Regions from separate parts of the Homo sapiens genome. Here region 2 is linked to region 1. Evidence: chromatin loops called from intact Hi-C (ENCODE). Cell type or tissue: heart left ventricle. All regions are shown on one strand. Each heading gives the region's core, and the rest is flanking DNA. Links, peaks and the distances in the headings are about the cores only. Region 1 overlaps MCTP2 (multiple C2 and transmembrane domain containing 2). Region 2 has its middle 50 kb from the start of MCTP2.

Region 1 (11,211 bases), core at 2,050-7,049:
TCTTGCCCTCAATCTCAAAGTCCTTGGTGACTAGAGAAGATTTTCTTTTTAAAATAATTGATCTGCCATTCCAGTGTCTCCCCATATCCTGCCGAATTTTAATATATTTGCATTCTTATGGTAGGAAAATCCACATCTAAAGGGAATGCAAAGTATGTATTACCTTCCCATAAATTTCAGTTTAGCAAGGCAGAATGGAAATATCAATGCAAAGTTGCTTTTATTTAAAAAAACACAAATGAAAAACACTTACCTGAAAGGCAGCAGTGAGAGCTATGCAAGGGAAGACTAATCTCATAATAGTGCTCATTCCAAGATGTTAATGCTGTGTTTCTGAATGCTAGTATGTAATTAGACAGTTTTGTCATATTGAGACTTATTAGCTTTGACAATATTTAAAATTATTTCTCTTCCTGAGTATGTACTTGTACAAAATTTGTTTGAAATGTTAAAATGATGCTTATTAGGTAAACAATCAATAGATAGTACATCCCCAGGATGGAACACTACTCAGCAATAAAAAAGAATGACGCAGATGACAACCTTTACGGATTTCGAAGGCATTAAGTTGGGTAAAAGATTCCAGTCTCAAACATTTAAATACTGTATGATTCCAATGATATGATATTCTAGAAAAGATAAAACTATATGATGAAAATATACAATTACTTGCCATGGTTCTAGAGTTGGAAGATTTGACCACAGATGGGGGTCAAAGTGGAATAGCACAGAGGCATTTTTTTGGGTGGTAGAACTGTTCTATTATTATGATTGTGGTGGGGGTTATACAAATATATACAGGTGTTTAAAACTATGGCAGTGTACACATGGAAAATGTCAATTTTACAGTGTGTTAATTTTTTTAAGTAAATTTTTTTTAAAAAGGCCAAGCACAGTAGCTCATATCTGTAATTCTAGTGCTTTGTGGGAGGCCAAGGCGGGAAGATCGCTTAAGGCTAGGAGATGGAGACCAGCCTGGGCTGGTGTGCGACAGTTATGGCAGCTGTGAGAAGGCATCTCTATAAAAATAAATTTTGTAAGAAAATTTATAAAATAAATAAAACTATTTTATTATAAAATATTTCATAACATAAAATAATATATAATACTACAACATATATCTATTTAAAAATTTTTATATTCTAAAATATTTATAAAATAAAACAAAACTTAGCCAAGTGTGATGGTGTGCACTTGTAATCTCAGCTACTCAGGAGGCCGAGGCAGGAGGATGGCTTAAAGTTCCAGGAGGTCGAGGCTGCAGTGAGCTATGAATATGTCAGTGCACTCCAGCCTGGGTGACAGAGGGAGACCTTGTCTCAAAAACAAACAAACAAACATAAACAAAAAACTAAGGGAATCCACAGTGCTTGGTTACATTTATTGGGAACTTTCCTTTTTTTTTTTTTTTTTTTTATTTTTGAGATGGAGTCTCACTCTGTTGCCCAGCCTGGAGTACAGTGATATGATCTTGGCTCACTGCAACCTCCACAACCTGGGTTCAGGTGACTCTCCTGCCTCAGCCTCCCGAGAAACTGGGATGACAGGTGCACGCCACCACACCCGGCTAATTTTTGTATTTTTATTAGAGATGGGGGGGTTTGCCATGTTGGCCAGGCTGGTCTCGAACTCCTGACCTCAGGTGATCCGCCCACCTTGGCCTCCCAAAGTGCTGGGATTACAGGCATGAGCCACTACACTCAGCCTAGGAACATTTTTTAAAAATCTCGTAATATTGGTATTCTGGGGTATTCCTGATGAAATAAATATTAATTCTTCTCTTTTTAATGAAAAAAGTAAGTTAGTGATGTAGTTTCTAGGTTTATAAAGCAGGTGAAAATAATGCAACTTCTACTCAACGAATAATACCACAGGCACTATGCAAGAGTGTGGGGGAATATCCAAAGTTATGTGTCCCCCAGCGGCTGTAACTCCATCCTCCTGTGCATATGGAACATTTTGCTGTTCTTTATGGTAATCACTTTCCTATCTTGGTGTTTATATATGGTGTGTGACAGTTACGGTGGCTGTGGGAACCATAACTTTAAGTTCTGTGACTTTTCTGTGAGTAAAACCAGCCATAATGTTGAATTAATGTCATTGCTCACATTGAATTTCCTTGTTGTTATAAGTGGAAGACTTATCACATATTTGAATAAAAGCTCTGTTTTCATTTTTGATAACATGTAAATGATGGTGGTTAGGTGGATTAATTTTGTCATTTAATTAACATCATCATTCAGTACAGTGAGGACAACTTGGGAGAATATATATGGTCCAGTCTGAGGGGTGATACGGTTTAATCATACCTCTGTCCACTCCTCCATTTGAAAGTAGAAGATACAAGACCATCATTATCCTTGGCTAATGACATAACACTTTAATCAAAAGTGTTATTATCCACTTTAGTGGATCCCAATAGTTTTGTGGAATTATCTTCAAAATGGGATTGGTTAGGTAGAGCATTGATTCAATTAATAGAACTGGAGACCATAGCATGTGATTTTTCAGGCTTCAGAGCATCAGCACCGTTTACTCTTGGCTCTGCATGTGAAGGCATGGTTATTGATGCTGGAAATCAGGCAGAACGATTGCATTTGATTGCATTATTGGGAAATGATAGTGTATGGTATAAAACACATACAAATAAATCTATTGATATTGGGAAATTCAGTAAGTTGAATAAGGTTCTGATTATTGGCATAAAGTGGACTTCAGAGAGTACTGCCCAACTCACCTGGGGGTCCTTTTATACATAACACATGCAGGAGATACCAAGAACTAAGGGAGAGGTTGTTTGGCAAAGGACCTGTAGCCTCTTTTCTTGTCTGTCATCAAGCCACATTGAGAGTTAGGGCTGTCTTCCTGCCTAGGCAGTGGTGGTACTTCCTCAGTCAGAGGCATATAGTGGCTATAGTGCCAGGGCCCTAGAAAAAGCTTGTGTCTGAAATCACTCTTGATCCTGTGCGAATTAACCTGAACTGAACACAGTGTATTCACAGTCTAGGGACATTAAACCTGGGACTGATGGGGAAAGAGGCAAGGGTAAGAACCGCAGATTACAAGAACCTTAGGGCCTCTTTGTCCTAGCCCCATGAGGCTCCATTCCTTCTTGTACTCAGGGCTCGTTTCTGCCCAGTTGCAGCCTTTCTCGATGTCACTGCATGCAGAGGCAGTGGGCCAGAAAGCCCGTCCTTGTTTGCAGCTCCTCACCATTTCTCGTGGGTGCTGAAGATTTGCCCCCTGGTCTGGATGTTTTGTTGCTTCTTGAAGCTGCACTGGACAGAGCGAATGTGTGTCTCGGAAGGTAGCCTGCCATCAAGCTGGATGTCTGAGTCATGTCCAGGTGGTCACTGTGCATGGAAAGGACAAATGTCATCAGTGCCCCTACCCGCAGTGGCTCATGGTTTCCTAAGCATTGTCTCCGGGGCTGCCTCTCATCTCCAAATTGGCCCATAGCAATGAAGTTATCCAGTCGTCTTTGGAGGGGAAATTCCGTGGTTTTCATTGACGCAATCAGTCCTGGCTAATGTGCCAAACAGGAATATCCTCAAATTGCTGGGAGGCCATTTGCCCATGTCCCCCCTCCACTCTGCCTCTCATTGCAGGCAGCTGTCCTCACATTCAGCCCAGAAACTCTGTTAAAGTTCCAGAAACAGATAAAATCTCCTTTGTGCCTATAAAAGCTGACACAACTGAGGAATCTGTGCCCCATACTAACTACTGCATGATGCAGGTGTCATTGCCCTGTGGACTCATTTCCTGGGTACGAGAAGCATTTTAAAATTGGGAAACATAGGGGCCGGGCATGGTGGCTCACGCCTGTAATCCCAGCACTTTGGGAGGGTGAGGCAGGCAGATCACGAGGTCAGGAGTCCGAGACCAGCCTGGCCAATATGGTGAAACCCTATCTCTACTAAAAATACAAAAATTATCCAGGCGTTGTTACAGGTGCCTGTAATCCCAGCTACTCGGGAGGCTGAGGCAGGAGAATCACTTGAACTCAGGAGGTGGAGGTTGCAGTGAGCCGAGATCATGCCATTGCACTCCAGCCTGGGCGACAGAGTGAGACTCTGTCTAAAAAAAAAAACAAACAAACAAATACTGGGAAACATAGACACCTCTCATTCTGAGGTCATCTGTTCAGAATTTGCATTTCCCAGTTTTGGTTTGGCGATTGACCAGTTGCTAGCCCCATGAAGGTATGGCTTGAGGAATGTCTCTCAGATCACTCTTTGAAACGTTTCCTTCCGAACGGACATGCTCGATTCTCTGGATCCTGAGCTGCTCGTTTCACATCGGAGGCTGGGGGCCGGGCTGGCCCACTTGGGAGGGATCTGGCACAGTGGCTGTGCTGCCCCGCTGCTTTCTCTGGGAACAAAGCTATTTGCATGCTAAACATGTGGGTGAACTAGGGATGCCATGTGGCCCAGCAGGGGCGTGCAGTTCCTCTTATCCAGTGACTTAGGCGGCAGAGGACACAGCTAGGATGACACCTCTGCATCCACGTCTCCTTGCCACACAAACAGGAAGGCGGCCCTCACTGAAGCTGCATATGCAAATATCAGATTTCCAAAGGAAAAGACCTGATAGAGGGTATCTTCCTGAGTTGGTATTAATTTGCTTTTGTAAAGCAGATTTTTTTTTCTTTTTCTTTGCAGAAGCTATGTGGAAGCAGTGACCTGAATGCTTCTATGACATCTCAACATTTTGAAGAACAATCTGTGAGTGGCATTCCTTAAAAAGAAACATTAAATGTTGTAGATATTTCTCATCAAATGTTTGGGTTTGTATTTTTTTTGCCTCTTTTATTGCTAAAAAAAAAAAAAAAATGCCAAACCGTATCCACTTACAAAACCAGGCCTTGCAAATTTTCGCTGGAGGAGATTAATTCAGTATCTATTGATTTGTCAGACTGGGATAGATTCTTCTAAAAATACAGAGTAACTATGAAATTGAGTGAGATAGTAAGGCAGATAAAGCCAGTTTGAAGTGCTTTGAAACTTTCAAAAGAAGGCTGTCAAGGGTGGCTTAGCCACAGGATCGATTAATTGAATGTCCAATAAGTGAATGATAAATGATTTTATTTGCCCTTTTCCCTTTAAGGACAGTCAAAAGTTTGAAATGACTCAAAAATTTAATTGGGCTCATGTAATACATATTCAAAAACAGACTTGAATTCTACAATATGGCCAGCAGGAGTTGATGCATTTCTGGAGGAGGAAGTGACTGAGTTGCGGGAAGGTGAGACTGTGAGGATTAGAGTAAGAGACACTAAGAGTGGGTGCCAGAGAATGAAAGAGAAGGGTGGAAAAGCCGGGAGAGCACTGGACAGAGACAATGTCCTTTGGGGACCCAGGGAAGAGCATGTGTCAGTTGGACATGTGGGCTTGTGGGGGCATCAGCTGAGTGCCCAGAACTGAAATTTTACTACACATGGAAGTCTACAGAGGTGATGGGGGTTGGTGGGAAGGGTGGAGAACAGGACGGGGCATCTTACATCTGAACTTGGAAGCGGGGACACATGTTCTTGGGAGCCAGGCCTGCAGCTGCACTTCTTCCTCCTGTTGCCTCTCTTGGGGCTCTACCCTGAGTTTTATAACAAGGGATCCTGCAGTAATTTAATGAGGGTATTTCAGAGGTTGGTTATCTAATTCTTGGAAGGCTAACCTTGCAAAGATGTAATCATATTTGCTTCTGAATACTGATAAAATCCCACTGGGGAGAAATGTAAGGGACTTTTTAATAAAGCAGGGTAACCAAGTTGTCATAGTGAGGAGGAGTTGGGGATGACAGTCGATCATCATAGTGGCCTTTCTTTTTTCCCTCCAAAATCGAGAAGTATTTCTGAAATTCTCTTGCTTGGGCCCAAGACATACTGTCTTAACTGCCTTCTCCATCTGTGCAGGTACCGGGGGAAGCCAGTGATGGCTTGAGTAACCTCCCCAGCCCTTTTGCGTACCTCCTCACCATACACCTGAAGGAAGGCCGGAACCTGGTTGTCCGAGATCGCTGTGGTAAGACCTGGGTCTGTTATGGTGGGTGTAGCCTGGAAACTTCTTTCTCTCTGTCCTTGTATCAATATTGTCAGTCAGGCTTTGACATCACAGCATGGTTTAGGATAGACAGTGGCTCAAATCTAAGTCTCTCCAGGTATAAGACATTTGCAGTGAATCATTTAAACACACTAAACCTTACTATCCTTCTTTATTATTAGGTTAATGATACGAATCATCACGTGAAGTTGTTTTAGAATGGAATGAGATAACTCTGATAGCTTTACGCCTGGCCTATGGCAACTGTTCAAGAAAATGTTTCCTCAATCCTACTTTAATTATTCATGAGAAAAATGTGAGCCCATCCTTAGTATAAGGTCATCAGATGTACACATTGACAGAAATGCCTTTGAAACTATCTCCCTTCTGCTTTGAAATCTCACTGGACTCCCTCTAATAGCTAGTGTCTGCCTGTGATTGTTTTATTTATCTTTTACAAGTCTCTACCTAGCCATAAATACATACCTGTATATTTTTAAATGTACAGGTCTTCAAAATTGACCATGCTTTTCCATGTACATATATTGCCTTTCTTTTAAATACTACGTATTATTTAATGTATAACTATGTGCATTATGTATAATGTATAATGTTTTGTTTATCTATTTCTCTACTGGTGGTAGCTGTTTTTTTCCTTCTGTCTTTGCACTATAAATGATGCTGTAATGAACATATTGTATATGCTTCTGTGCACAGATAAGGCTAAACCTTATATTAAAATGGCATGTGGTTAAGAGCAGACAGTTGAGCTAGACTACCTGGGCCCGGATCTTGGCTTCTCCATTCATGGCTGTTGGATCTGAGAAATGTTGCTTGACCACTTGATGCCTTGGGTTGTTTATTTGTAAAACAAGGATAGTAAGATTCACCTACCTTACAGGCTGTTGGGAAGATGGCAGGCATTAACTTATATAACGTCCAGTATTCAATTGAGTGTTTTCTTCTAAATTTTTATAATTCTTCATAATTTTCAGCATTGACATTAGTTATATATTGCAAATATTTTTCTCCCAGTCTGTTGCTTATCCTTAATTGTATGGCCTCTTTTGTCCTTTAGAAGTTTTTCATTTCATTGTAGGCAAATATATCTGTTTTTTTCTTTATGATATTTATTTATTTATTTGGTTCAGTAGCTGAGGCCTTTTTATTCTAAAGAGTTCTTTTTCTTGCTTCGGTTCTTGGACGGTTTCTCCTGTTGCTTCCTCTCTATTCTGTTTTGGAACATCTTTTCAATAAAGGAAGGGTCTATTGACTCTTTGATCTGTCTTCTATGTCTCTTAGGTTTTCTTTTTCATTTTTCCCATGACTTTTTCCTCTCGGGAAGAATTCTTCAGCTTGATCTTCAGCTTGCTCATTTTCTTGTCAGTTGTTTACATTGTACTGTTCTGTTTACCAATTGTTATGTTTTTCATTTTTATAACCTATTTTGTTTGACAATCCCATCCCTTTTTGAGAATATTAAGTATTCATTTAAAATATCCTGCTTGCTGCTCTATTTCTTGGATATCAGTTTAATGTATTGACTGTCTCCCATTTAGGACATTATTTTCTTTTACATGTTTGATTCTCTGGAGCGGTTTGCTTATCATTTTATTTGTGTTTTTCTCTTCCCCCATCTGTGGATGTTATTTTTGCTTACTATGTCCTGCAATTTGGTGATGATGAGGAGAGCCGGGGCATGCTGCAGGACAGGGTGAGCCGGTAGTTCAGGCTAGGTTCTTCCCATTCCTCCTGGTTATCACCTGCCACTTAAAGCTTTTCTCTCTGCATACGCCTGTGCTATCTGCTTCTGCTTATTTTCAGGTGCCTTTGCCGGGCATTGCTCAGCCTCAAGGCATAGGACAGTGCTGGCCCATCCAGCTCTCTTTTTGTGCTGAACCCACCAGTCACACTGAGCTGCACTGGCCATCTTACCTGCTGCCTCCAAGCCTGGAGCATTCGTGGTTCACCTGCCATACACCCTTCCACCCTCCTACCCTCCCACTCCACCACTACCCAGAAACATCTTTGCTGTGACTCTCTACTGCTCATGTCTCTGGATATGGATTCTTTCATGAACTGATCTCATGTGGCTTTCATCTTTCAGAACTGTATGAAGTATGTCCTTTTTTTTCTTAAAATTTCTCTCTCTCTTGCTCATGTTTTCTCAGATGTAGCATTTTAAAATAGTGAAAAAATTATTGCCTACTTGTTGGTAAATAGTTTTTTTTAATCAAAGTCATAATTTCTTACCTATCAAGTGTATCCCTTCTCATTTCTATTATTATTATAAATGTATCTATTTTTACAACTGCATCTCTTGTGTTCTTTTTAATGGCTTGGGGCAGATAGCATTTTATGCCTGAAATAATATCTGAAAGATGTAATCATAAACCAGTGTAGGGGTGCCTCCCACAGATATCCTGATTCTTACCCTGATCCGGCACAGTGTCCAGTGGTTACTTTTGTCAAAAATGATTATCAAATTCATTTTGTAACCATTTCTCTGGCGAGTAGAAGAGTGTTCTAGAGAGTGTGTATTTTACATTACTAGGAAGAAAATGTTCTCAAGCTACATGTCCTGTTTTACATTTATGGAATTTCTTCAAAAAAAAAATTTTTTTTTTTTTTTTTTTTTTTTTTTTTGAGACGGAGTCTAGCTCTGTCGCCCAGGCTGGAGTGCAGTGGCACAATCTTAGCTCACTGCAACCTCCGCCTCCTGGGTTCAAGCGATTCTCCTGCCTCAGCCTCCCAAATAGCTGGGATTACAGGCACGCACCACCATGTCCAGCTAATTTTTGTATTTTTAGTAGAGACGGAGTTTCGCCAGGCTGGTCTCAAACTCCTGACCTTGTGATCTGCCCACCTTGGCCTCCCAAAGTGCTAGGATTACAGGTGTGAGCCACCACGCCCGGCCAATAGTTTTTAAGTTTAGGGATATATACAGGCCCTGGACCTCTTCTGTTGGCCAACTACTCCTTTTCTAGCTTTCTCCATTTTTTTCTAGTTCTTTCTCCCTCACTGCTGTCAGGCAATACTATACTTCTCTATCAAACTGATGCAGTTACAGCAGATTCCGAGTAGATGGTCAGTACACTGATTAGATGATGAAGCCGTTGCACACATCGGAAAATGATACAATAGGGCTTATGTGCACTTGCTCCATATCTTGCTGTTTCAAGACCAAAGTCTGCTCTAACCCCAGCCATTGTCATCTCTCTCTGCAGAGTTTCATCACAGTCAAAACATCATGTGAGAATTTGGCTTTTATTTTGTGCAAACCTAATATAATCCAAATGTAAATACCTAATAAGGAGTCTAGGTCATAAACTGTGCTGTTTCAGTCCCCATTTCTTTTGAAACCAGTAGTAATTGTTCTTGGTTTTTTTTTTTTTCTTTCATTTTGGGGATGCTTTATTGTTATCTGTTAAGAAAATACCCCACTCTTTCAACATTTTTTATTTCATTTTTATACCTTGGGGATGCCTTCCTATGCTCTGACTATGTCAACTTCTGTTTGATTATCACAAGTATTAAGATGAAGGTATGATCTTGAGCCTGCTCAGGGCAAGACGGCATTTGAGTGTCTACTGTGGGTTCAAGAAGGGGTCCTCATTACTAATACATGTGCTCCCTCACTCCTGCCTCCTTTGCCTAGGTACAGCGTCACTTTTCAATACAGCATTATTTTCTACAAAACCCAACCCAGACTCAGAAGTTTTATCTAACACAATCCTTTGGACCAATAGTTCTCAAAATTGAATGAGCCTCAGAAGAGTCTTAGGAACTAATGAAAATGCACATCTCTGAGCCCCGCACACAGACTCTCTGATTCAGTGTGTCTGGGGTGGGGCCTGGGAATTTGCGTTTCTAACAAGTTCCCAGGTAAGGCTGATGCTGCTGGCCCAGGAACCACACTTGGAGAACCTTTGCTCTAGGCAGTCCCTGTCACAGGTGGGTGTCGGCACATGAGAAGAAACCCATGCTTCTCCTTAGAGGTAGAGTTTCAACTCTTGATTATGTTAGCCAGACATTGTATTTTCCTGGGGCTTTTTCTCATTACCTGTTTGCTGTCTGTCATTGGTCTCAGCTTTACTTAATTTGTATTGGAATATAATTTAATTTAGTATTAACCCAATTAAAACAGGTTTAAGAAACTGTGTGATATGCTAAAGTACTAACTATAACATGTTTTTGGCTTATCTATGCATTTACAATATTTAGTCTTTATAACGTGTTCTCCAATTCTGTAGATACTAAACCAATAGCTTATTGTTGCAATAGGAAGTATCTTTCAATACAGACTCAGATGGCATTTGTCCTATGCAGTCTTTTATGTTTTTCACAGGCATAAGCTCTGTCTCACCTCAATCTTATAAGATTTTACCTTTATAAAACATATACCTTTATCCTTAATTGGGGAAATGACTGATCTGCTCTATTACAATCTTAGTGCTGTATTAGGAGGGAGAATAGTTTATTAATCTTTTTTTTTTTTTTTTTTTGAGATGGAGTCTCGCTCTGTCGCCCAGGCTGGAGTGCGGTGGCACAGACTCGGCTCACTGCAAGCTCCACCTCCTGGGTTCACGCCATTCTCCTGTCTCAGCCTCCCAAGTAGTTGGGACTACAGGCACCCGCCACCACGCCCAGCTAATTTTTGTATTTTTAGTAGAGACAGGGTTTCACCGTGTTAGCCAGGATGGTCTCGATCTCCTGACCTTGTGATCCACCCGCCTCGGCCTCCCAAAGTGCTGGGATTACAGCTGTGAGCCACTGCGCCTGGCCCTAGTTTATTAATCTTTGTATGCCCTCCTGTGCTATAACTGATGGTTTATACACAGAATATTTTTAATAAATTTTAGTTCTTCGTTGAAGAAATCCAACTTCAGTGCTGGACTTAAGGAGCATTGAGGCCTGTTATACAAGGGAAAGTACCTTTTCAGAATGAACAGTATTTAGTCACTTACTCCCTTATTCAACAAGCATGTCTTGGGTTTCCTCAGTGAAATGGGCACTACACTGGTGTTCTTCTGGGGCTTGGTGATGAAAGTCAGCAAAAAGGATTTATATGATTTCAGAGATGAAGATGACTTTCATATAGGTCACCTGGTCCAGCTGCTGATTTAATGGAAGCTTTAATTCAGGAAATGGAAGCACAAAAATTGAATGACTTATT
Region 2 (12,875 bases), core at 4,916-9,915, 130 kb before region 1:
TGTTATATAAGATTATAAAAAGATGGCTATTTCCCTACCAGGCAATTCAAGTCCCTACCAAATCCTATACAAGTGGCTCCAAACATCTTATCAAAATAAATCTTTTTAAACAAATGACAGTTTAAAAACAAATCAAAATACCTCAGTAGCTTTTAACCAAACACTAACTTTATTTGTGTAAATAATGAGTAATATTTGCCTCTTTCTGATTAAATCATTTCCTATTCAAACTGGAGCATGAACTATTTCACACTTGAAATTCTTAACCCATATGCAACTCTCAAGGGCTGAATTGTGTCCCCTGCCAACTCCTATGTTGAAGCCCCAACAGCCAGTCTCTCAGAATGTGACTGTATTTGGAGACAGGTCCTCCAACGTGGTAATTAAATTAAAATGAGGCCTTTGGGGTAGGTCCTACTTCAATCTGACTGATGCCCTTAAAAGAAATTTGGACACACAAAAAGGCACCAGGATGCAGGCATGCAGAGAAGACAGACCATGTGAGAACACAGCAAGAAGGCGGCCATCTCTAAGCCAGAGAAAGCCCTATTAGATAGTTAAATTTGAAAGTTTATTTACTGATGAGCTTGATTAGTGTTAGAAGCCAACTGCCCCCAAAGCAGACTTTAAGATGGGGGGTGTGGCCGGGCGTAGTGGCTCACGCCTGTAATCCCAGCACTTTGGGAGGCCAAGGCGGGCGGATCACGATGTCAGGAGATCGAGACCATCCTGGCTAACATGGTGAAACCCCGTCTCTACTAAAAATACAAAAAAATTAGTCGGGCGCGGTGGCAGGCGCCTGTAGTCCCAGCTACTCTGGAGGCTGAGGTAGGAGAATGGCGTGAACCCGGGAGGCGGAAATTGCAGTGAGCCAAGATCGCACCACTGCAGTCCAGCCTGGGTGACAGAGCAAGACTCTGTCTTAAAAAAAAAAAAAAAAAAAAAGGATGGGGAGTGTTGTACAGGTAAACTACAATAAAGAAATCCCAAGGGAAACCTGTGAAAGAATGGGGAAGCCAAGCAGGAGCAAGATTTCAGGTCAAGTTTTTCAGGGAGTTGCTTCAGTTTCTCCCACAGGAGTGTCTGTTGAACTCACCACTGTGCTGTCCCTTGGTAAGGGTTACAGGATTATAAAACTTCCAAACCCATCGTTGGTTTAGGAGAAAGTAAATTCTCAGACTCTGCCATGAACAGTCCTCTACAATAAGAAGAGCATACGCTGGCTCTTAAGACCAAAAGTTCCTCAAAGTTCTGGGGCCCTAAAAATAGAATAAGGGGAATCCATGGGGATCTGGTTGGAGTACCAGTATTAAACACCGTGGTAAATGTTGGATTGTTCTGTTACTTCAACTTACCTGTTAGGTTCTGTGCCATATGCTAGAAAGCCACCATAACTTCTGGAGACTATGTAGCTTTGAGAACTTCAGCATCACCAAGTTGTCATTAAGCTCAGACACTCCTGTCATTTCTACCATGCCCCCTCCTATTTCAGGAATTCCTTCAGAAAAATGACCAGGCATTCCCCAGGAAAGCCACCTAGATAAAGTTAACTGAGCTCTGGAAAGTCATCTGTTTTCTTGCTCCCATTGGGCCCTTTCACTTTGTTTTCAAGCCTTCTTCACCCTTTCTCCCCTTCCTTTGATCTCTTTCCCTCATCATATTTTTCACCTATACTCTGATGTTCTGCATTTCTCTGGGATCTTTGTTGAATTTCTTTCAGCAGTTTTTCTGGCATCTTTATCATAATCCAGTTTATAATCAAGAACAATATCATGGACTTTTCCCCAGTGACTCAGGAGGATACCTCCTTTTTCCCGCCCTTTCAGGTTGGACTGAATTAGGATTTATTTCCATGACTCTATCACAGTCTTGGATGGAAACATTTAGCAATCTGAAGAAGCCACTTGCTCTCTTGGCATACAGAGTGTAATAGATAATCTTTCATGATACGGTTGGTGGGAGTAGGCATGCAACAAATGCGAGTCATGTGTTGATGTAATTTATTTGTGCCTTTAGGGCTTGTGCAGGCCTCATATCTATACACCACTTCCTCATGACGTTTTGCTACATGGATTAGACATGCAGTTCATAATGGGTCCTATGATTGGAATATATTCCCCAAAGTTTATGTTTTAGAAACATGATCCCAGTGCAGAAGTGTTGGAAGGGGGGCCGTTTAACAGGTAATTAGATCATGAGGGCTCTGATCCCCTGAATGGATTAACGCTGGTATCCAGGAAGTGGGATTTTTATGAAAGGACATGTTTGAAGTTCTTTCTTTCTCTCTCTCTCTCTCTCTTTACCTCTGCTATGGTTTAGTTCTATGTCCCCATCCAAATCTCATCTCTAATTGTAATCCTCACATGTCAGAATAGGAACCTGTAATCGCCGGGTGACGAGGGAGGGAGGTGATTAGATAATCGGGGCAGTTTCCCCCATGCTGTTCTCGTGATAGTGAGTGAGTTCTCAGGAGATCTGGTGGTTTTATAAGTGTTTGACAGTTTCTCCTTCACACATTCTCTCTTGCCTGCCACCGTGTAAAACGTGCCTACTCCCTTTTCTGCCATAATTGCAAGTTTCCTGAGGCCTCCCCAGTCATGAAGAACTGTGAGTCAATTAAACCTCTTTCCTCTATAATTTACCCAGTCTTAGGTAGTTCTTTATAAAAGTGTGAAAACTAACACAATCTCCCTGTCTTTGTTTGCGTCTCTGTCATTTGATGTTTTTTGCCATGTTATGACATAACAAGAAGTCCCTCACTTCCATCAGTTTTGAACTTTCCAGTCACCAGGATTGTGAGAAATACATTTCTATGCTTTATAAATTATGCAGTCCCAGCTACTCTGTTATAGCAGCACACAATGGACTAAGACAATAGGTAACTCGGATCCTATGATCATCCAATTTTCCATCACCAGGAGTTTTTATCAAGGCAGATAATTAAACCATAAACTCTTTTCTACAAAGAGGAATAAGTTCTTACTGAAGAAGGCATAACTTTTCTTAAAACCCCAGTAGTCTGAGATTCTCCTATTGGGGTTTATCATAGTTTTATGCATACAGTATCTTGCTCTACCCCCAAAACTTAAAGTAGCACTCATTGGATATGCCTGAACTGAAACCTGGACCATCTAGGGATCCTTCTTTTGTTCTGGGCCTCATTCAAATTAGGAAGTTGTATTTATGTCCCAGGCTGCCATAATAAATCACCAAAAACTCAATAGCTTAAAACAACAGTAATTTATTTTCTCAGAGTCCTGGAGGCCAAATGTTTCTCAAGGCATTAGCAGGGTTGACTCCTAGTGAAGGCTCCAAGAGAGAATTCGCTTCATGCATTTCTCCAAGCTTCTGGCTGTTGGCAATCCTTAGCCTCCCTTGGCTTATACTGGCAGCACTTCAGTCTCAGCCTCCATTTTCACATTGCCTTCCCCTCTCAGTCCTGTTTTCTTATAAGGACAACTATCACTGGATTCAGAGACCACTTTAAATCCAGGATGAGCTCATCTCAAGATACTGAATTTTACCTACAAAGATTCTTTTCCTATATCAGATCATGTTCAGAGGTTCTGGGCTTTAAGCCAATATACAAAAAGGAAAGGACAGTTTTTTCAATAAATGATACTGGGCTGGGTGTGGTGGCTCACGCCTGTAATCCCAGCACTTTGGGAGGCCAAGGTGGGTAGATCACGAGGCCAGGAGGTCGAGACCATCCTGGCTAACATGGTAAAACCCCGTCTCTACTAAAAATACAAAAAAATTAGCCAGGCGTGGTGGCACATGCCTGTAGTCCCAGCTACTCAGGAGGCTGAGGCAGGAGAATTGCTTGAACCCGGGAGGCGGAGGTTGCGGTGAGCTGAGATCACACCACTGCACTCCAGCCTGGGTGACAGAGTGAGATTCCATCTCAAAAAATTAAAATACAATAAATAAATAAATAAATAAAACTAGAAAAACAGGATATCCTCAAACAAAACAATTACTTTTAATCCTTATTTTATACCATACACAAAAATGTACTCCAAATGAGTTAAAGAATTGTAAGATGTGATATCATAAAACTTGAAAAAGACAAGAGGAAAAACTGTTTGGCATTGTTCTTGGCTATGATGTTTTTTTGGCTATAATACCAAAAGCACAGGCAACAAAAGCAAAAATAAACCAGTTGGATCACACCAAACTAAAAAGCTTCTGCGTAGCAAAGGAAGCAATCAACAAAATGAAAAAGCAACCTGGATTGGGGTGAATTGGGAGAAAATATTTGGAAAATGTATATCTAGTAAGGGGTTAATATGCAAGATCTATAAGAAACTTATATAGCTCAATAGCAAAATATGAATAATATGATTTTAAAATGAACAAAGGACTTTAACAGATATTTTTCCAAAGTTGACATGCAAATGGCCAATGGGTATGTGAAAAAGTGCTTAATATCACTAATCATCAGGGAAATGCAAATTAAAATCAGAATAAAAATGTCAGCTCACACCTATTAAAATGGCAATTATCAAAAAAGATGAAAGATAGATGTTTGTAAAGATGTGGATAAAAGGGAACCCCTGTATACTGTTGGTGGGAATATAAATTGGTATAATCACTATGGGAAACACTATGGAGGTCCCTCACAAAATTAAAACTAGAACTACCATTTGATTCAGCAGTCCCACTGCCGGATATCGATCCAAAGGAAATGAAATCAGTATCTTGAAGAGATCTCTGCACTTCCATATTCATTGCAGCTTTACTCACAACAGCCAAAATATGAAAACAACCTAAGTTTCCACTGACAGATGAAAGGAAAAAGAAATATAATATATATGTACACACACAAGGGAATATTACTTAGTTTTAAATGAAAAGAAAATCCTGCCATTTGAAATAACATGGATAAATCTGATGACACTATGCTAAGTGAAGCAAGCCAGACACAGAAAGAGAAATAATGCATAATCTCACATCTAAAATAATTGAATCTGAAAATGTTCAATTAATAAAAACAGAGTTGAATACTGATTATCACAGGCAGAGTGTAGCAGAAATGGGAACATGTTGGTCAAAGTCTATAATAGTTTCAGTTATGTAGGATAAATAGGTTCTAGAGATCTAATGTACAGTATGGGGACTATATTGTATTATTAATATATACTCATATACTTGAAATGTGCTAAGAGAGATCTTATATGCTCTTACTACACACACACACACAAAACGTTAACTGTGAAGAGATGGACATGTTAATTAACTTGACTGTAGTATTCAGCTCACCATTATATGTATCCCAAAACATATTGTATATATTTAATATATGCATTTTTAATTTTTTACTAAAATTCTGGACATCATCATGTAAAACAAACAGTAAGACTCTGAAACCTAAAGAGAAGAAGAAAGACTGACTAGGGATCTCAGGACCTAAGGAATGACACAAGGGTGAGTTCCTTGGATTTTCTCTTTGCCTCATATTTCTTAAGATTGGAGCAGAAGGATCTGGACTTCAATGGGCACAGACCAAAAAAAAAAAAAAAAGAGTTCCAACAAATAGCTTGGTCTTCTTAGCCAAAGGACTAGAAAAAGGAAAACCTAGTAAGACAGAAAACGTGTAGACAATAACTACTCTGGCAGAATGCCACAGAAAGAACCATAGCCCTATCCTACCCCCTATAACAGCCGAGACCAGATGGGGACCCTAGACTTTACCCTTGCCAGGCTGTAAGGAGATATCTCACTTCTGTACCACAGGGTGATGTTACAGAAGATAGAATAGAAAACTGAGAATTAATTTCATCCCTGCAGGTGGTAATAAGATGTCCCCTCTTTCTGCAGTAAAAGTGGAGACCACACAGGGAACCTGGTTTTCACCCTGCCAGCAGAGGTGATATCAGAGAAGACTTACAATCGGGACTTTCATCATCGCTCAGTGTTAAGGAGGCCACTCCCTGCCCTGTGGCATCAGTGAAGGTTATCTGACGAGCAGTGTTGAGGCATTCCTACCTCTCTTAGCCGGGGATGTAACAGTGAAGGCCTAGTGTGGAGCCGGAATTCCCACCTCTGCCCATCAGTGATAAAGACATTCTCTGCTAGGGTAACAACCTAGGCCTAGTAGGGAACTGGACTTTTACCGCTTACTAGAGTCCCCTGTTTCTCACCAGAGTGGTGTTAGAGGAAGCCAGCCAAAACAGAAGCTTAAATGGCATCCAGAGTCTCAAAACATATATAACCTAAATGTCCAGGTTCAACCGAAAATCAGTTATCTCACCTAGAACCAGGAAGATCTCAAACAGAATGATAAAGGACGATCAATAGATGTCAACACAGAGGTGATAGAAAAATCAGAATTATCTGATGAAGAATCTAAAGCAGCCATCACACAATTGCTTCAATGAACAATTATGAAGACAGTTGAATAGATACAAGATTAGAAAATCTCAGCAAAAAATGGAAGATACAAATAAGAACCAAATGAAGACTGTTTTTTTTTTTTAGTTGGAGTCTCACTCTGTCGCCCAGGCTGGAGCGCAGTGGTGCGATCTCGGCTCACTGCAAGCTCCACCTCCGGGGTTCATGCCATTCTCCTGCCTCAGCCTCCTGAGTAGGTGGGACTACAGGCGTGTGCCACCAAGCCCGGCTAATTTTTTTGTGTTTTTTTAGTAGAGATGGGGTTTCACTGTGTTAGCCAAGATGGTCTCGACCTCCTGACCTCGTGATCCACCCGCCTTGGCCTCCCAAAGTGCTGGGATTACAGGCGTGAGCCACCGCGCCTGGCCCAAATGAAGACTTTTATGGCTGGGTGCAGTGACTCCTATCTGTAATCCCAGCACTTTGGGAGGCCAAAGTGGGCAGATCACTTGAGGTCAGGAGTTTGAGACCAGCCTGGCCAACATGGTGAAACCCTGTCTCTACCAAAAATATACAAATTAGCCAGGCATGGTGGCAGGGGCCTGTAGTTCCAGGTACTCAGGAGGCTGAGGCAGGACAATCACTGACCCAAGAGGTGGCAGTTGTAGTGAGCCCAGATTGTACCACTGCACTTCAGTCTGGACAAGAGAGCAAGACTCCATCTCAAAAAAAAAAAAAAAAAAAATTGAGGTGAAAAATACAATAGCAAAAACAAAACAAACAAACAAAAAGCAAAAACAAAAACACCAAAACCAAAAACACCCCACAAAACAAATTTAAAAAGCACCTCCATTGGTAGGTTTAACAGAATTCTATCTACACCAGTGAAAATAACCTCTAGGAATGGAGGGGAAATAAAAATTCTCAGAATAAGGAAAACTAAGAGAAGTAGTCACCAGCTGACCTATCCTAAAAGAATGGCAAGGGCTGTCCTCCAAATATAAGGAAATAATGAAAAAAGAAACCTTGGAATATCAGGAAAAGAAAGGATAGAGTAAGCAAAAAATATGGGTAAATACAATAGCCTTTCCTTCTCTTGATTTTTAATCAGAGTTGAAGCAAAAATTATAACACACTCTGATGTGGCTCTAAATGTATGGAGAACATGTTTAAGAAAATTGTATTATGAGCAGGAGAAAGTAAAGGGACATACAGAGAGAGAAGTTTTCTATACCTCATTTGAACTGGTAAAATGATGACATCTGTAGACTGTAATAAGATATACATCGTATACCTACATACGTTTGACATATATATAATGTATATGTGTACATATATATGCAAATATACGTGTATGTTTTATATATGATGTAATACCTAGAATGACCACTCAAAGAACTACATAGAGATATACTCAGAAACACTATAGGGCTGACTGCAGCTGCTCAAGCCTCTAATCACAGCACTTAGGGAGGCAAAGGAAGGAGGATTGCTTAAGACTAGGAGTTTGAGACCCACTTGGGCAACATAGTGAAACCTCATCTCCACGAAAAGAGAAAAAAAATGACTATGGAAAAATCAACATTGAATTCAAAAAAATGTTCAAGTGACCCACAGAAAGTCAGGAAATGAAAACAGAAATGAAAAATAGGGATAACAAAAAGCAAATAATAAAATGGTAGACATAAGCCTAACATATTAATATTTACATTAAATATAAATGGTCCTAATAAACAGATTTAAAGACAAACATTGGCAGAGTGGATCTAAAAATGTTACCTAATGCTATAAGAAATTCACTTCAAATATAGTAATACAGACAGGTTAAAGGTAAAAAGATGTAAAAAGATACATCATGCAATCAAAAGCAAGCAAGCATGGCTATGTTAATATCAGCTAAAGTGCACTTCAGAGCAAATACAATTAACAGAAACACATTATATAATGATAAAAGGATCAATCAAAAAACCATAGTAACACTAAATACAAATCTCCAAAACATGTGAAATAAAACTTGTAGATATTATAGAAGAAACAGACAAATCTACAAGTACAGTTGGAGACCGCAACACCCCTCTCTCAACAAGAGATAAAATAACTGGACAGAAAATCAGCAAGTGTGTAGAAGAATTCAACATACCATCAACGAAAGGGATCTAATTGACATTTATAAAACACTCCACCCCATAAAAACAGAATACACATTCTTTTAAATTGCCCATAACACGTATACAAAATTAGACCATATACTGGGCCATTAAACAAACCTCAGAAAATTTAAAACAACTGAAATCATTACAGTGTGTTACCTGACCACGGGAGAATAAAACTAGAATTCATTAAGAGCAAGATAACAGGAAACTCTTCAAACACTTAGAAACTCAAACCACACTTCTAAATAATATATGAATCAAAGAGGATGTCTCAAAGGAAATATAAAATATTTAACCTGCATAAAAATAAAAATACAACATACCAAAATGTGTGGCACACAGATGAAGTAGTGCTGAGAGGTAAATTTGCAGCTCTAAATGCAGCAGCCTCCCACCTTTTTTGCATTAAGGACTGAGTTCGTGGAAGACAATTTTTCCCTGGACTGAGGGTAGGGGATGGTTTGGGGATGATTCAAAATTCAAGAGCGTTCCATTTATTGTGCACTTTATTTCTATTATTATTACATTGTAATATATAATGAAATAATTGTTATGTAACCATAACAGAACCAGTGGGAGTCCTGAGCTTGTCTTCCTGCAACTAGATGATCTCCTCTGGGTATGATCGAAGACAGTGACATCTGAAGTGTTTTGCTTATGTCCAGTCTACTCAGTAATCTTGTTTTGGTTGCTGTCACTACAGAAAACCCTGCTTCACAAAGACAGGATGCTGGAAATGGAAGCAGGCTTTTCAGTGCTTTTGTGGCAATCTCTGGATATTTCACTTTGACTTTAATCCAGAACGTATGGAGATTTGTAGTCTCAAGCATACTTTTAAGGCTATCGTCATTTGCAGTGTCAAACAGTTGATCCTCTTCTAGCATGGACACCATCAGTTCGCCTGGCTTATTCACAGATGGGTCACGGATCCATTCCTTCCCAGTTTGGGGGTCTTTTGTGGTGGGAAGCAATGCTCAAACTCCTTTGAAAGCTGAGCTAGGTGATCATGCACCACCTGGTGTAAGAAGGCCCTGCCTCCATCACTTTCAAAATCTGGGCAAGTGTTTAAAACATGTCAGAAATCCCAGTGTTCACTCATTGCCCATAATTCCAGTTTGACTTTGAATGCAGCCACTTTATCTACTGAAATGAACACAGTTGTCATTCTCCCCTGAAGTGACAGATTGAGTTTGTGTAGCATGTTGAATAATATATCACCCAAGGAAGCAAGTTTTGAGACTTATTCTGTGTCGCTGAAACGTGCTGCCAGTGGTAACTGTTTTTCTGAAAGAAATCTCTGGAGTGGCTTTCATAATTCAAAAACTGGCCAGTGATCTACCTTTAGAAAGCCATCTCACGTCTGTGCATAAGACCTGTGTGTGCTCTGCGTCCATCTCCTCACAGAGTTGTGTGAACATATGTGAGTTAAGGGCATGTACTTTAATGTGGTTGATAATTTTAATCACATCCTGCAAAACATTTTTAAGTTCAGGTGACATTTTTCAGCTAGCCAGCATTTCTGTATGGCTGACACAGTGCATAGATTCACATTCAGAAGTGACCTCTCTGACCCAAGTAGTGAAACCAGAAAGCTGTCCAGTCATGGCAGCCACTCCATCCATGCATGTACTGATACAAAATGATCAATTCAGTTTTCCTGATATGTAATCATTCAAAGACTTGAATAGTTCTGCAGGTGTTTGTCTGCAACAAAAGTGCGCATAACATATCCTCATGCACATCCACCTGAAAATGTATAACACAAAAACAATCATTTTTGCCTTTTTGTCAACATCGGTAGACCTGTCAACCTGGATTGTGTATCATGGTGATTCATTAATTCTCTCTAACAATTGTGTCTCAATATCCTCTGCTATTTCATTACTTTATCTAGTTACAGTGCCAGCCAAAAGAGGAACACGTGTCCCCTTTTGAACTACAGCCTCTCCTAAAATTTCATGACGAATGTCCTTAGCAGCAGGCAGGATCAACTCTTCACCAATAGTAAAGGGCTTCTTAGCGTTAGCAATGAGATTAGCCACTAAGAATGTTGCTCTCAATGCAGACACATTTGATGAAGTGGTGGCCTTCAATAATTGCATCTGTTCTTCCTGTTCACATTTAAAAAAAAAAAAAAAAAAAACTCCAAAGGCTTGTCTTTTAATGCAGGGTGCTTAGTCTCCATGTGGTGAAGCAGTTTTGCAGGTTTTATGGCTTTGTCGGATGGCTAGTTACCACATATTATACAAAGCGTTCTTGAAGAATGTGAATCACCTGTTGCAATGAACCTGTACTCTAAATAGGACTCTTGGTATTTTGTTTTAAACGCAGCTTTCTTTTTGTTGGCGGTCTCAGAGTCTCACCATTAGATCTTTCCCCCTTTTCAAAGAAGCTCTCTGGTGATATTTGCTTTTTACTCATTTTGCCTAGGGTTAGCTTGTGGGGTTACCAAAACTGTAACTGAGGTAAGTGTGCAGTGAGGAAAAGAGGCACAGACGAAAGTGGTAAATATTCTACGGACCACATATGGACTAAAATAAGTGCTGGATTCTGATTTAAGGCCTGCCACCAGACGTAGCCATACAATGGAAGTACGTTAACTCACTTGCTGCTATAAAGCCTGCCACTGGAAGCAGCTTAATTGTCACTTGCCACTTGCTGATAGGGTTTTGATATGAATCTGCAAGCAGTTGATTTATTATGGTCTCTGTGCATTTATTATTTGCAGCTGCTCCCCAGCACTAGCATTACCACCTCAGCTCTACCTCAGATCATCAGGGATTAGATTATCATAAGGAGCACACAGTCTAGATCCCTCACACACACTGTTTACGATAGGGTTTGTGCTCCTATGAGAAACTAATGCCACCGCTGATCTGATAGGAGGCAAAGCTCAGGTGGTAATGCAAGCAATGAGGAACAGTTGTAAATAGAGATGAAGCTTCACTCTCTTGCCCGCAGCTCACCTCCTGTGGTGTGGCCTGCTTCCTAACAGAAATTGTGAGGAATTGAACTCAGTGTTGTCCTGTTAGAGCAGAAAGAAAAACCAGACCAAACTCAGCTGATGCTCGCCCATGGAGAAGCATTTACCACACTCATAGCCAGAAGGGAATCCCCTAGTGGTTCGAACTTGAGTGCCTGCAAACCTAGCCACTAAGGGCTACAGCATTTTGTGTCTCCAAGCAAACTTGAAAGGCAGTCTAGGCCATAAGGACTGAAACTCTTAGGCAAGCCCTAGGGCTGAAATAGGCCCAGAGACAGTGGACTGTGGAGGCGGAGCATGTGACCTACTGAGATGCTGCCTGGGGCAGCTAAGGGAGTGCTGTCATCATCCCTCCCCTAGTCCCAGACTACACAGTTCATGGCTCCAAAAGAGACCTCCTGGGGAGGACTTTGTCTTGCATCTAGGATACCAGCTCAGTCACAGCAGGATAGGGCACTGAACATGTTTGCAATCTACCCATCTGACAAAGGTCTAATATCCAGAATCTACAAGGAATTTAAATTTACAAGAAAAAAACAACCCCATCAAAAAGTAGGCAAAGTATATGGACACAGGGAGGGGAACACCACTCACCAGGGCCTGTCAGAGGATGGGGGTCAAAGGGAGAAAGAGCATTGGGACAAATACCTAATGCATGTGGGGCTTAAAACCTAGATGATGGGTTGATAGGTGCAGCAAACCACCATGGCACATGCATATCTAGGTAATAAACCTGCACAGTCTACACATGTATCCCAGAACTTAAAGTAAAAACAAACAAACAAACAAACAAAACTAGAAAAGCAAGAACAAAGTAAATTCAAAATTAGGGAAAGAAAAGAAGCAATAAGTATCAGATCAGAAATAAATAAAATTGAAATTAAAAAATATAAAAAATCAATAAAACAAAAAAATGTTTTTGAAAAGTTAAACACAGTGGACAAATCTTTAGCCAGACTAACTAAGAAATAAAGAGAGGAGGTCTAAATCAATAAAATCAGAAATGAAAAAGAAGACATTACAACAGATACTACAGAAATTAAAAGGATTATTAATGGCTACTGTGAAGAACTACATGCCAATAAATTGGAAAACCTAGAAGAAATTTAAAAATTCCCAGAAACATACAAACTACCAAAATTAAACCATGAAGAAATCTAAAACCTGAACAAATCAATAATGAGTACTGAGATTGGAGCCATAATAAAAAGTCTCCCAGTAAAGAAAAACCTGGGACCTGATGACTTCCATGCTGAATTCTAACAGACATTTAAAGAACAAATACCAATCCTACTCAAACTTTTTGGAAAAATAGGGGAGAAGGGAATACTTCCAAACTTATTCTATGAGGCCAGTATTACCCTGATACCAAAACCAGAGACACATCAAAAAAAGAAAACTACAGG

What was found. A loop is a pair of places that touch in the nucleus more often than their neighbours do. Peaks named below come from ENCODE experiments on the same cell type or tissue, not always from the same donor. Only the 100,000 strongest peaks of a DNase experiment are listed, where the experiment ranks them.
Region 2: a loop joins it to region 1, with 6 times the contacts of the local background. A loop is called at or near these places in 2 of 110 quality-filtered maps.

What each region holds. Positions count from the first base shown.
Region 1 is chr15:94,309,621-94,320,831 of GRCh38, forward strand. MCTP2 (multiple C2 and transmembrane domain containing 2) reads left to right here. Exons shown (of 23, transcript NM_001385001.1): 3 at 4,662-4,724; 4 at 5,909-6,017. Among named protein-coding and RNA genes, the nearest start is that of MCTP2, 84 kb to the left of the region's middle. In heart left ventricle, for the core only: no CTCF peak of the experiment used is centred there; a DNase peak (open chromatin) is centred at 4,390.
Region 2 is chr15:94,175,369-94,188,243 of GRCh38, forward strand. No RefSeq gene overlaps it. Among named protein-coding and RNA genes, the nearest start is that of MCTP2, 50 kb to the right of the region's middle. In heart left ventricle, for the core only: no CTCF peak of the experiment used is centred there; no DNase peak of the experiment used is centred there.